Regions from separate parts of the Homo sapiens genome. Here regions 2 and 3 are each linked to region 1. The links are chromatin contacts, found by Hi-C or POLR2A ChIA-PET in ENCODE. All regions are on one chromosome and are shown on one strand. Each heading gives the region's core, a stretch centred on a gene start or an enhancer-like site at or near the end of the contact. The rest is flanking DNA. Distances are from core to core; before and after follow the strand shown. Region 1 overlaps SNX29 (sorting nexin 29). Region 2 overlaps SNX29 (sorting nexin 29). Region 3 overlaps SNX29 (sorting nexin 29).

Region 1 (3,778 bases), core at 496-2,995:
TATTATTACAGTTGTTTGCCCTACTTCATGTCTTTTTTAAACATTGGAGCATCTGAAACTTCACTTTGGAAAAAGGGAAGCAGAGTAGGTATTTTTGGCACAATGACCTCTATCCTATGTGGGGTTTGTTTAAACAAAAAAAAGTAATAAAATATCTCCTATATCAGAGAGGTGTGTCCACAGCATATAAGAAGTTGTCTGGCTGGGCATGGTGGCTCACGCTTATAGTCCCAGCTTTTTGGGACGCTAAGGCAGGAGAGTCACTGGAACCCAGGAGGCAGAGGTTGCAGTGAGCTGAGATCGTGCCACTGCACTCCAGCCTGGGCAATAGAGCAAAACTCCGTTTCAAAAAAAAAAAAAAAAAAATTGTCTGCCATTTATAGACCAAAATCGTCCTGTCCTGCTAAAGTATAATCGATCTTGGTGACAGCTTTCTTCTCAGTGGGCTAAGCAAATTCACAGCTTTCTGCATTTCCCCTTGCATTTTTTTATTTTTGAGACGGAGTCTCACTCTGTCACCCAGAATAGAGTGCAGTGGTGTGATCTAGGCTCACCGCAAGCTCTGTGTTCTGGGTTCATGCCATTCTTGTGCCTCAGTCTCCCTAGTAGCTGGGATTACAGGGATCTGCCACCACACCTGGCTAATTTTGTATTTTTGTTTTTTAGTAGAGAGGGGGTTTCACCATGTTAGCCAGGATGGTCTCGGTCTTCCAAAGTGCTGACATTACAGGCGTGAGCCACCGCGCCCGGCCTCCCCTTGCACTTTTAAAATGATGTCTGGGAGTAATAACTGAGAATGGTTACTTGGTTTGGTTATCACGTATCTCCTATGTTGATGCTGTGTAACATACATCTATGATACTTTGTTGGTATGTGATAACATATTGCTTATGCGTGAGGTGATGGGCTAGGAGGCTTAACTGGTCTTAGCTGAGCTGGCTTCTGTGTCTGGGAATCAGTAGGTGGATGCAGGAGGGCCTTGACTAGGAAGAATGGAAAAACTGGGCTGTGAAACAGAAAGATCCACAGATCTTTCATCCTCCTCCCAGGACCAGTGGGCGAGCCTGGGCATGTACATCAGGGAGCACAGACAGGAGAAGCACACCCATATGGGTATCATCCAAGCTGTGAGCATGTCACATCGCCAAGGGGGATTACAAGGCAGAAACCAGAGTCAGTGGGAGGGCACTGCAAAGTCACGTGGCAAAGAGGGGCACAGAGAACGGTAGATGGGGCCATTTGTACACTTGCACAGATTAATGACCTGTTCTAAGTGGGAGAAAGGGTGGCTGTGGGCATGTAGCAGTGCTGTGAAATGCTAAGGCAAGTGATATAAATAGGGAGAAGATAGAACAGACCAGTAATTCGAGCCAAAACCATCCATGAATCCAGAATGGGGCCCAGAAAGACATCACTGTGTATTCTGGGATAGGGCCAAGTTTAATAGATTGCCCAGAGTCCTACTTGCCTTTACTTTCACAAAAAATTTTTAATTTACACAGTGCAATTGACTTTTGCTCTTGTTCATGTCTGTGAATTTAAACACATGCATAGATTTGAGTAACCACCATCACCGTCAAGATATAGACCAGTTCCTTCACCCTAAAAAGCTGTTTTCCCCTCATTTCCTTTCTAGCTGCACCCTCCCCCACCTCTAAGCCCTTGTCCCTCCCCCTCTAGTTTTGTCTTTTCAAGAATGTCACATAAATGGAATCATACTGTAAGCAACCTCTTGAGGCTGGCGTCTTTCAGCATGTGTGAGAACCGTCAAGTCGTTGGGTGAGTCAGCAGTGTTTTTATTACTGAGCAGAGTTTGGTTAAATGGATATACCACGGTTTATCTAGTCATAAAGGAATAAAGTTGCGTTGGTTCCAGTTGTTGGCAATTTTGAATAGAGCTAGTGGAAACATTCAAGTGCAGCTTTTTGTGTGAACAAAAGTTTTCATTTCTGTGCGGCAAATACCTAAGAGTTGAGGACTGGATCCTATGCTAAATGTAAGAAACTGCATTCCCACAGCGTATGAGGGGCCCAGTTGCTCTGCACCCTGGGCAGCATGTCATACTGTCATGATTCTTTACTGTGGCTGTTCACAAGGATGCAGAATATTTCATCATGGTCTTAATTTGCATTTTCCTAATGAGTAATGATGTTGAGCATATTTTCATGTGGATGTTTTCCTTTAACACATCCTCTTTGGGGAAGTAAGTAAGTGTCCAAGTATTTTGCCTGTTCTTAGAAACTAGGCTGTTTGTGGTTTTACAAAGATTTGAGTTTTGGGAGTTCTTTGTATATGTTAGATGCAAGACCTTTGTCGAACATGTGAGTTGCACATATTTTCTTCTAGTCTTCAGCTTCTTTTCAGTGTCTTTTGCATGACACCTTTTTAATTTTGATGAAATTTACTTTTTGTGTCCCAGATCATGCTTTTGGTGTCATGTCTACCAATTGTTAGCCTAAACCCAGGTCATAAAGATTTTCTCCTAGGTTTTCCTCAAAGTTTTATAGCTTTACATTTTAGATCTGCGATTCATTTTGAGTGGACTTTTGTGTCAGGTCCAAGGATTGGGTCAAGGTTAACCTACTTCCTGTGGCTGACCCGCTCCCCCCACCCCCAGCGTAAGGTCAAGTGGAGGGAGGACAGGACTAGAGGCATTACGGGGTGGCCCCACCCTCTTGGGACCACAGCTCTTATGATTAAAGAGGAACGTTATCCCCTGTATTAATTTCTTATTGTTGCCCTACCAAATTGGCACAAAGTTAGTGGCTAAAAACTACAGATTTATTCTCCAGCTGCTGTGGAGGCCAGAAGTCCGAGATCCGTCTTACTAGGCTACAGTCAAGGTGTCGGCAGGGCTGGCGCCTTCTCGAGGTTGTGGGGCAGAATTTGTTTCGCGGCTTCCTGGCAGCCACCCTATGCCATGGCCCCTTCTTTGCTTCCCAGCAATTACTCTGGGACCCTGAGATTCCATGGGGTGGACCTAAAGAGTCCAGGATCATCTCCCCATCTCAAAAGCCTGAATGTAACCACAGCTGCTGGTCCCTCTTGTTGTAGAAGCTCACATATGAAGACGCTCCAGGGATGAAGAGCTGGGCATCCTTGGGGCACCATTGATCTTACCGCCACCTCCCCTAGAGTGTCAGGTGCTTGAGGACTGCTCAAGGCTGAGGCATGAGAGAAGGGGCAAAAAGAAACAAGATCGCCTCCACCCTTTCTGAGCAGGAGTGCCCTTTTCCACTTCTGGACCCAGAGCTGGAGGGCTTCTCTGACAGCCCTGTCTGTTCACCCCCTGCCCACTTTTGGGGTCAGGCTGCCTGTAGTTCAGGCTGGAGGATGCTACAGGGGAAAAATGGTGAGCTCACTGCGGGTTTCCTGGGACAGCAACAACTGGTCATCTCTGTAGTCTGGCTGCTATTTAGTTTCCTGAGTTATTGACTAGCTGCCTCATGCATCCACTCCAGGTTTGAAAGCTGACTTGGAGGGGAGACACAGGGGGAGGTGACCTTACTACATCATACCCAGACCTGGAACCTCTTCCTCAGTATTGTCTATCCTGAAGTATTATGGAATATTGGTGCATGGAGAGAAGGACTATGGAACCATGTATCATATCTTATCAGGGAGAGAATGACAGGAGCAGGGGAATACCACTAACAGTGGGGATGGTCAGCCCTGATGGAGGACTTCTGAGTGCCAGAATTACCTTCTTCATTCTTCACAGAATTCCCTATGAGGGCAGTTACCATGTGCAGGCTCATTGTACAGATAAAGAAACTGA
Region 2 (3,778 bases), core at 823-3,322, 220 kb before region 1:
TTGCAGCATCGTCCCAGCTCTGAATTCGGTGGTTCTTCTTGTGAGCGTTTGTTTCATGTGTGTTATAGCAGCTGACTCAGGGCCCCATGAGGGCAGGGAAGTCTCAGTTCTGCTCATTGTTGCATCCCCCACACCTCACCCCATGCCGGGTATGGAGTCTTAATTGCCCCATTGGTATCAGTTGAGTCAGTGATTCTGTATGTGACAGATGATCAGTAAATTAGAGCCAATCCAGTTGAATCCTATGACAATGGCTTCCTATAACATAGAGGGTATTTATGATCCTTGCTTTACAGCAAATGAGACTGAGGCTCAAAAACAACCATCTGGCTGTTAAGTGGAGGGCCTAGGACTCAAGTCCAGTTCTTTGGTTTCTAAGCTAATCATTCTTTTGCTTATGTTTATTTTTAATTATTTATAGAGTCAAGGTCTCACTCTCTTGCTCAGCCTGGAGCATAGTCGTGCACTCACAGCTCACTGCAGCCTCCAACTGTTGGGCTCAGGTGATCCTCCCACCTCAGCCTCCTGAGTAGCTGGGAGGTCACAGGTGCATGCCACCAGCAGGCCTGGCTATTTTTTTATTTTTTTTAACCTTTGTACAGCTGGGGTCTTTCTGTGTTGCCCAGGCTGGTCCCAAACTCCTGGTCTCAAACGATTCTCCTGCCTTGGCCTCCCAAAGTACTGGCATTACAGGCATGAGCCACTGTACCCAGCTTGTTAATTGTAGAAGTACCTGTTGGATGAATGGTCTGCAGATGTAACATATGCACATAGTTTATACCTGAAAGAGAAGCAGCACAGAGTGGTGGTTGCGAGTGGACTCTGGAGCCAGACAGCTCAGGCTGGACTCTTGGCTCCGTGACTTCCTAGCCGTGTGGCCTCAGCCGAGTTCCCTAGCCTTTCTCTGTCTCATTTTACTCATCTGTAACATGAAGGTCTTAATAGTGGTTTGTTGTGAGGACTAAATGAGTTAGTGTTTATGAATAGGCTGGAATGGATCCTGATATGCAAGATATACCACTTAAGTCTTTATTTTAAAAACTTAAAGCTGTTTCTTCAGCATCTTCTTTCCTGTGAGCTTTTGCAACTGAGGTTCTTTGATTCTACAGCTTGGTGGATTTTATAACACTAAATCAAAAAGAATGTTGGGGGATAGTCAGCAGTTGCAGTGTTCACTTGAATTGGTTCTGATTGAAACTGTGGTTGAGCAGAAAGAAGCAGCAGGAAGAATAAAAGCCATCATGTCCTTGCCCTTGATAGATTTTGGTGGCTAAAACATGACACACACGATGTTATTCTGTCTCCTACCGGGAGGCCTGTGGCACCAAATTCTCGTCTTCTCAATAATCCTTGAGTGGTTTCTGAATTATTAATGGATGTGGTATTAGCAAACCACAAGTTCCACAAAATTGCTCTAGGGCTGGCATTTGACAGGCAATTCTGTTCCCTAATTTTCTGCACATATCTTAATTATGACTTCATGGGCTTGTACCTTTTAATCTCTGGTTTCATCCTCTGGAATCATGGGAGGCCTCACTGTCTCCTTTTGTCTCAGGGGAATGATAGAACCCCTGGTGACTGTGAAGCAGAAGAAGAGTGGCCAGGTGCATTGGACCGGGCTTCAGTGGGGCCTCCCAGTTGAGAGTGATGCAGAAAATTATTGTTGTTGTGATATGTCAAACAGTAGGGGCCTTGCTCCGGACCAGGGATGAGTATTTTTCTTCCATAAAGGGTGGCCAGAGAGTAAATTCTTTACACCTTGTGGATCTAACGCCTCTGCTTCCAGCCCTCAACTTGGCTGTCATTCCAGGAAAGCAGCCAGAGATGCTATGTAAACAGAACACAGCAATGCTCATTTGTTATGTGGATGGAATTGTGTTGCCCCCATCATTTACATATTGAATCCCTAACCCCCAGTGTGAATGTATATGGAGATAGGGCCATTAAGGAGGTAATTAAGATAAAACGTCATTAGGGTGGGGCCTGTGTGCGTGCAGAGATGAGACAGTGTAAAGACACCACAAAAAAGATGGTCATCTGCAAGCCGTGGAGTGGCCTCAGGAGAAACCAACCCTGCTGGCACCTTGATCTTGGACTTTGCCCCTCTACAACTGTGGGAAGTAGATTTCTGTTGTTTGAACAACCGTCTGTGGTATTTTGTTACCACAGCCCTAACAGACTAATACAGTTCCAATAAAACTTATTTACAAAAATGGATGATGGGCTGGATTTGACTCATGGTAGAGAGTTTGTCACCCCTGCTCTATAGGACTGTCAATATTGTTATTAAATCAGGAGGCATCTCTTCTGGGTCAGGGGCTGGAGATGTAATGGGGTGAACTGCATCAGGCCTCTGCTCCCATGGAAGATCCTTTCTAGTGAGTGAGATAGACACTCAACAGATACACAACTGCGTAGCCAGGCTGTTCTCAGATACAGCTGAGTGCTCCGAAGAAGGCACGGGGTGATGTGATTGGGTGAATGCTGGCTGGGGAAGGGAGATGTTGCTTGAAGTACAAAGATCTAGGAGGGGAGCATCCCAGGCAGAGAGACAGCAAAGGTGAAGGCCAGAAGCAGGAGAGCTTGGCAGATTGGAGGGACTGGCTGTAGCCAGTGGGGCGGGAAGAATTTGGGATAGGTTCCACAGGGACAGGGCTGACTTGTCTAAACTAGCATCAGATTCAAAAGGCCTCTTCTGGGAGGCCAGGGTGGGTGGATCACAAGGCCGAGGTGGGTGGATCACGAGGTCAAGAGATTGAGATCATCCTGGCCAACATGGGGAAACCCCGTCTCTATTAAAAATACAAAAATTAGCTGGGCGTGGTGGCAGGCACCTGTAATCCCTGCTACTCTGGAGGCTGAGGCAAGAGAATTGCTTGAATCCAGGAGGCGGAGGTTGCAGTGAGCCGAGATTGTGCCACTGCACTCCAACCTGGGAGACAGAGCGAAACTCCATTTCAAAAAACAACAAAAAAAGTCCTCTTCTTACCCAAATCGGGATCTTGCTCTCTCTCACCTCAGGGGCCTCCCTCCCACTCCTTCTGTGCCCCCCAAGGTCTTTGTTATGCTCCCCCTGCCCCGTTCCACATCTTAAGGTCCCGCTCACTGGGCTTGGTTAGGGCAGGCACACTTCCTTCTCTCCCATCCCTCCTTCCTGCCCCTGGCTTCTCTGCATCCTCTTCCCTCCTGGCTCTTTCTGCAGCCCTCCCAGGGATGGAACCATGAGCTCCAGGTTGCTGCACAGTGATCCTTGAAGGTGGTGGAAAGTGAAATCTTCTGAGGCCTTTGGGAAGGTATGGAGGGGATTGAGTAGAGAGACAGGTTTTCAGTCTCATTCTGGTTATTGGATTCAAAATTGATCATACAGTGGTGGCTAGGGCAGGAGCCCATCACAGAGGGCTAGAAACCTCACATTCAGTGATTCCTTTATTAAATGGAATGTAACTTGAATTGTTCTTTTCCAGTTTGCCTCCTACCTGCCCAGGTGAGAGGAAATTCGGTTACAGTGTTTCTCCCAGAAGTTTTCTCTTTCCACTTTCCTATTGTACAGGCACCCAGGACCTTGGAGAAGGGAGTGGCGGACTGTCTTTAGGTTAACAATCCATGGGGCAGCTGCTCCAGTGCCCATGCATGGGCCTGTGAAGGCTTGGCTGCTGGCTGTCACTCCCTCCAGAGACACACTTGGGTGCAGGGACCTTCGCAGGCCCCAGATGCGCAGGACTCAGTCTGAACAGGTGGCTCCCCTCGTCTTCCCCCTGGCTTCTGTGTGTCCTTCTCT
Region 3 (3,778 bases), core at 410-2,909, 130 kb before region 1:
TGAGATCAGTAGTTTGAGACCAGCCTGGCCAACATAGTGAAACCCCATCTCTACTAAAAATACAAATTAGCCAGGCGTGGTGGTGGGCGCCTGTAATCCCAGCTACTTGGGAGGCTGAGGCAGGAGAACGGCTTGAACCCAGGAGGCAGAGATTGCAGTGAGCCGAGATCGCACCATTGCACTCCAGACTGGGTGACAAGAATGAGACTCTGCCTCAAAAAAAGAAAACAAGTATGCTATTTAATTCCACAAAAGATTTGACATAATTTCTAGAGAAACGTCTAAAAAAGAATGATAAAAGAGAGGTTAAAAAAAATACATCAGGGTCAATGAAAATGTAAACTAAGGGTTTAAAAGGAAAAAGCGGAAAGCATATATATGTGTCATGAGATTCTACACAGTTGCACTCATTGATTTATGAATTTCCTGTGGGCTTCCTGGCAGCCATTGTGAAAGGGAAATGTGGTTATTTGGATAATTCTGTTGCTAATGATAAGAAAATATGTTAATTCTTTAAAAGAAGCTGTAAAAGAAATTTCCACACAGGATTTGAGATTAAACAATAAAAAAGGATAGAGTAGACAATCCCCATCTACATTCCCGTGACAGCCACTGTCTGGTTTTCTTAAGATTTCCCTTGAAGGAAACCAAGGGCATAACCCCAAAGTGAACATAAATTCGACTGGAGAGCCAAGACATGTAGCTTTCTCAGGAGAGCGGTGCTCCCTGGTACTGGAGCTGCGCTGTCTGTACCAGAGCTCCTAGCCATGTGTGGCTCTTGAGATTTATATTAATTAAAATGAGATTTATATCAATTAAAATGGCTCATGCCTATAATCCCAGCACTTTGGGAGGCCGAGATGGGTGGATCACTTGAGGTCAGGAGTTCAAGACCATCCTGGCCAACATGGTGAAACCCCATCTCTACTAAAAATACAAAAATTAGCTGAGCGTTGCTGTTGCATGCCTGTAATCCCAGCTACTTGGGAGGCTGAGACAGGACAATCGCTTGAACCTGGGAGGCAGAGGTTGCAGTGAGCTGAGATCGCGCCACTACACTCAAGCCTGGGCGACAGAGCGAGACTCTGTCTCAAAAAGAAAGAAAGAAAATGAAAGATTCGGCTCCTCAGTTGCACCACATTTCACATGCTGAGCAGCCAGACGTGGCTGATGGCTCCTGTTCTGGACAGCACAGATCTGGAACATTTACCCCACACACAGAGGTCTGCAGGGCGGCTGCCTTGGAACAAGCTCTCCTAGCGTGTGGGATGGCAAGATGGTGGTGTATGTGCCAAGTCAGGATTTAGAAGGACCACACTGGCCATGAAAGGCCACATCCTGCGGGGAGAAGGGCCCCCGCTTTTTCAGCCCTTCATGGCTTCCAGCTCCTTGGAAGAGGAAGTCTCTGTGTCACTCTCTTACCTCTCATGTCCCTCTGATCTTTCTTAGGAAAAACAGCAAGGCTGGGGTCATTGCCTTTGGCAGGTGACAAGCTTAAGGTTAATTAGATTGTTTTTTTTTTTTCTGTATTCATTTTTACATTTGCCTCCTAGTTATGTCACAGAATTCTATTTTTCCATTTACCATGGTGATGTACAGTCCCCCTTTAAAATATATTTTAGGTAAAAAGGAAATGAGTCAGCTTAAAGAAAGCTACTAAATAAACAATCGTGAAAACAGTCCAAAGTTTAGCATGATGCTCTATGAATGATTGATATTTGGGTAGCACTATAAAGGAACAGATAGACTGTGATTAACAAATACCAGTATAATAATTAGTAGCCACCTCTCACTGGTTTGTGTGTTGTGTAATAGCTCATTCAATCCTTGTAGCCATCCTGTGGGGTAAGAAACTCTTACCCCATTTTATAGGTGAAGAATCAAAGGCACAGAGAAGCATCTCATTTACTGACATGTTTTTCAGCCCCCAAAGCAGTCTCTGACAAGGTCCTGGTCTTTAGAGATTCTGTGTTACTGAAGGAGGGCTGAATCAAGCTCTTTAAAAATCCTAAAAGCAGCTGTGCATGATGGCATGTGCCTGTAGTCCCAGCAGCTCCAGAGGCTGAGATAGGAGAATTGCTTGAGCCCAGCAGTTTGAGCCTGCAGGGAGCTACGATTGCATCTGTGAATAGCCCCTGTATTTCAGCCTACGCAACACAGTGAGACCCTGTCTCTCCAAAAGAATGTAAAAATTAACTGGGCATGGTGGTGCATACTTACAGTCCCAGCTACTGGGGAGGCTGAGGCAGGAGGATTGCCTGAGCCCAGGAGTTTGAGATTGCACTGAGCTGTTATAATGCCACTGCCACTCCGGCCTGGGTGGCAGAGCAGGACCCTTCTCAAAAAAACAAACAAACAAACAAAAAAAAAACTAGAAGCAGCTGGGACAGTCACCCTCATTCCAAAAGGCAAGGCCCAGCTCAACGAAGATCTCACCTGCATGGGCAGCCACCTACACCCCTGAGATGGTAGGCTAAGGGCAGGCCTGCAGCCAAGCCAGGACTTTTCCATAGGACCTCTCTGGGTCCACTGTGGTGCACACATTATCCAGCAAGCCCTCCACATCCAAGAGCCAGGCTGAGATGGTTTGCTTTGGAAAGTTGTCAGAGCAGTTGCTGGTCCACAATAACTTCTGTGGCCGTCCAGTATCTCAGGACATCTTGTTTGAGCAATGTCAGGGTCCCAGAACCTGCCTCGGGGTGGCTGCTTGAAAAAGTCCTCCGGCCAGGTGCAGTGGCCCATGCCTGTAATCCCAGCACTTTGGGAAGCCAAGGCGGGTGGATCACCTGAGGTCAGGAGTTCAAGACCAGCCTGGTCAACATGGTGAAACCCCATCTCTACTAAAAATACAAAAATTAGCTGGGCATGGTGGCACACGCTGTAATCCCAGCCACTCGAGAGGCTGAGGCAGGAGACTCACTTAAACCTGGGAGGCGGAGGTTGCAGTGAGCCAAGATTGCGCCATTGCACTCCAGCCTGGGGGACAGGAACAAAACTTCTAAAGGAAATAAAATGTCATCCTACATGCCAAAGAAATTAAGGTAATTCCCCTGCTATGTGCAGTCACAGAGCCCCCACTACTTCTATTGTGGAAAAATCTGGAATTATATTTGGCACAGAGGATTCTAGCAAGAAGTGCTGTGCATTGCCAAGGTTGAATGCAAATTATTGCAAAAAGTTTGTGTTCCTGTGTCCTGAGAGGGAGCTGAGGTGTGTTATGCCACTGAAAATAAGAAATGGCGGCATTTGACTACTTTTCAGGACAAAGTAATATCTGGAGAGTTCCTGATTTTAAGTTTTTCATCCGTGAGTACTTCTTACACGGTAGGCTGTGCTGATGCGTGGCTGCTGGCAGGCACTAGCCGGAGACAAAATGATTAAGGAGTGTCAAATAAAATGGAAAACAAAATTAAACTCAATCCAGTACCTTGTTTTGCTGGGTTTTTCTCTTTCTCTTGTTAACACACATTTTGGTTTGATTTTTCTGGCACTTCCATATGACAGAGTTAAATTTGTTGTTAATTAATTTCTAGTTTATACCTTTGCAGATGTTTGATCTTATTCCCCAAATTCCCTGACTCCAAACGGGTTTGAGATTCACTGTCTTTTTTTTTTTTTTTTTTTTTTTTTGAGACGGAGTCTCGCTCTGTTACCCAGGCTGGAGTGAAGTGGCGCAATCTTGGTTCACTGCAAGCTCCACCTCCCGGGTTCATGCCATTCTCCTGCCTCAGCCTCCCGAGTAGCTGGGACTACAGGTGCCTGTCACCACGCCTGGCTA

The links. Hi-C counts contacts between places; a loop is a spot of excess contacts on that map. ChIA-PET counts read pairs that join two places held with the same protein, here RNA polymerase II (POLR2A). Pooled maps may share reads with other maps.
Region 2: a loop to region 1 is called in a map with no recorded cell type, with 3 times the contacts of the local background. The contact joins two enhancer-like sites. A Hi-C loop is called at or near these places in 1 of 168 maps with a recorded cell type or tissue (OCI-LY7), 11 of 37 single-sample maps with no recorded cell type and 9 of 50 pooled maps. POLR2A ChIA-PET finds 5 or more read pairs at or near these places in 2 of 52 experiments (OCI-LY7 and activated CD4-positive, alpha-beta T cell).
Region 3: a loop to region 1 is called in a map with no recorded cell type, with 9 times the contacts of the local background. The contact joins two enhancer-like sites. A Hi-C loop is called at or near these places in 1 of 168 maps with a recorded cell type or tissue (esophagus squamous epithelium), 6 of 37 single-sample maps with no recorded cell type and 4 of 50 pooled maps.

The regions. Positions count from the first base shown.
Region 1 is chr16:12,537,638-12,541,415 of GRCh38, forward strand. The region is part of intron 20 of SNX29 (sorting nexin 29); the gene reads left to right. It also overlaps a transcript of SNX29-AS3 not described here. Among named protein-coding and RNA genes, the nearest start is that of SNX29-AS3, 72 kb to the right of the region's middle. Within about 2 kb of position 1,746, at least 2 of the 41 ENCODE cell types and tissues checked have a DNase peak (open chromatin) inside an H3K27ac peak, as active enhancers do.
Region 2 is chr16:12,313,584-12,317,361 of GRCh38, forward strand. The region is part of intron 15 of SNX29 (sorting nexin 29); the gene reads left to right. Among named protein-coding and RNA genes, the nearest start is that of SNX29-AS2, 57 kb to the right of the region's middle. RefSeq lists enhancers at 1-243, 791-1,478, 1,479-2,164, 1,909-2,203, 3,221-3,778. Within about 2 kb of position 2,073, at least 3 of the 41 ENCODE cell types and tissues checked have a DNase peak (open chromatin) inside an H3K27ac peak, as active enhancers do.
Region 3 is chr16:12,405,817-12,409,594 of GRCh38, forward strand. All of the region lies in intron 18 of SNX29 (sorting nexin 29), which reads left to right. Among named protein-coding and RNA genes, the nearest start is that of SNX29-AS2, 35 kb to the left of the region's middle. RefSeq lists an enhancer at 1,226-1,355. Within about 2 kb of position 1,660, at least 3 of the 41 ENCODE cell types and tissues checked have a DNase peak (open chromatin) inside an H3K27ac peak, as active enhancers do.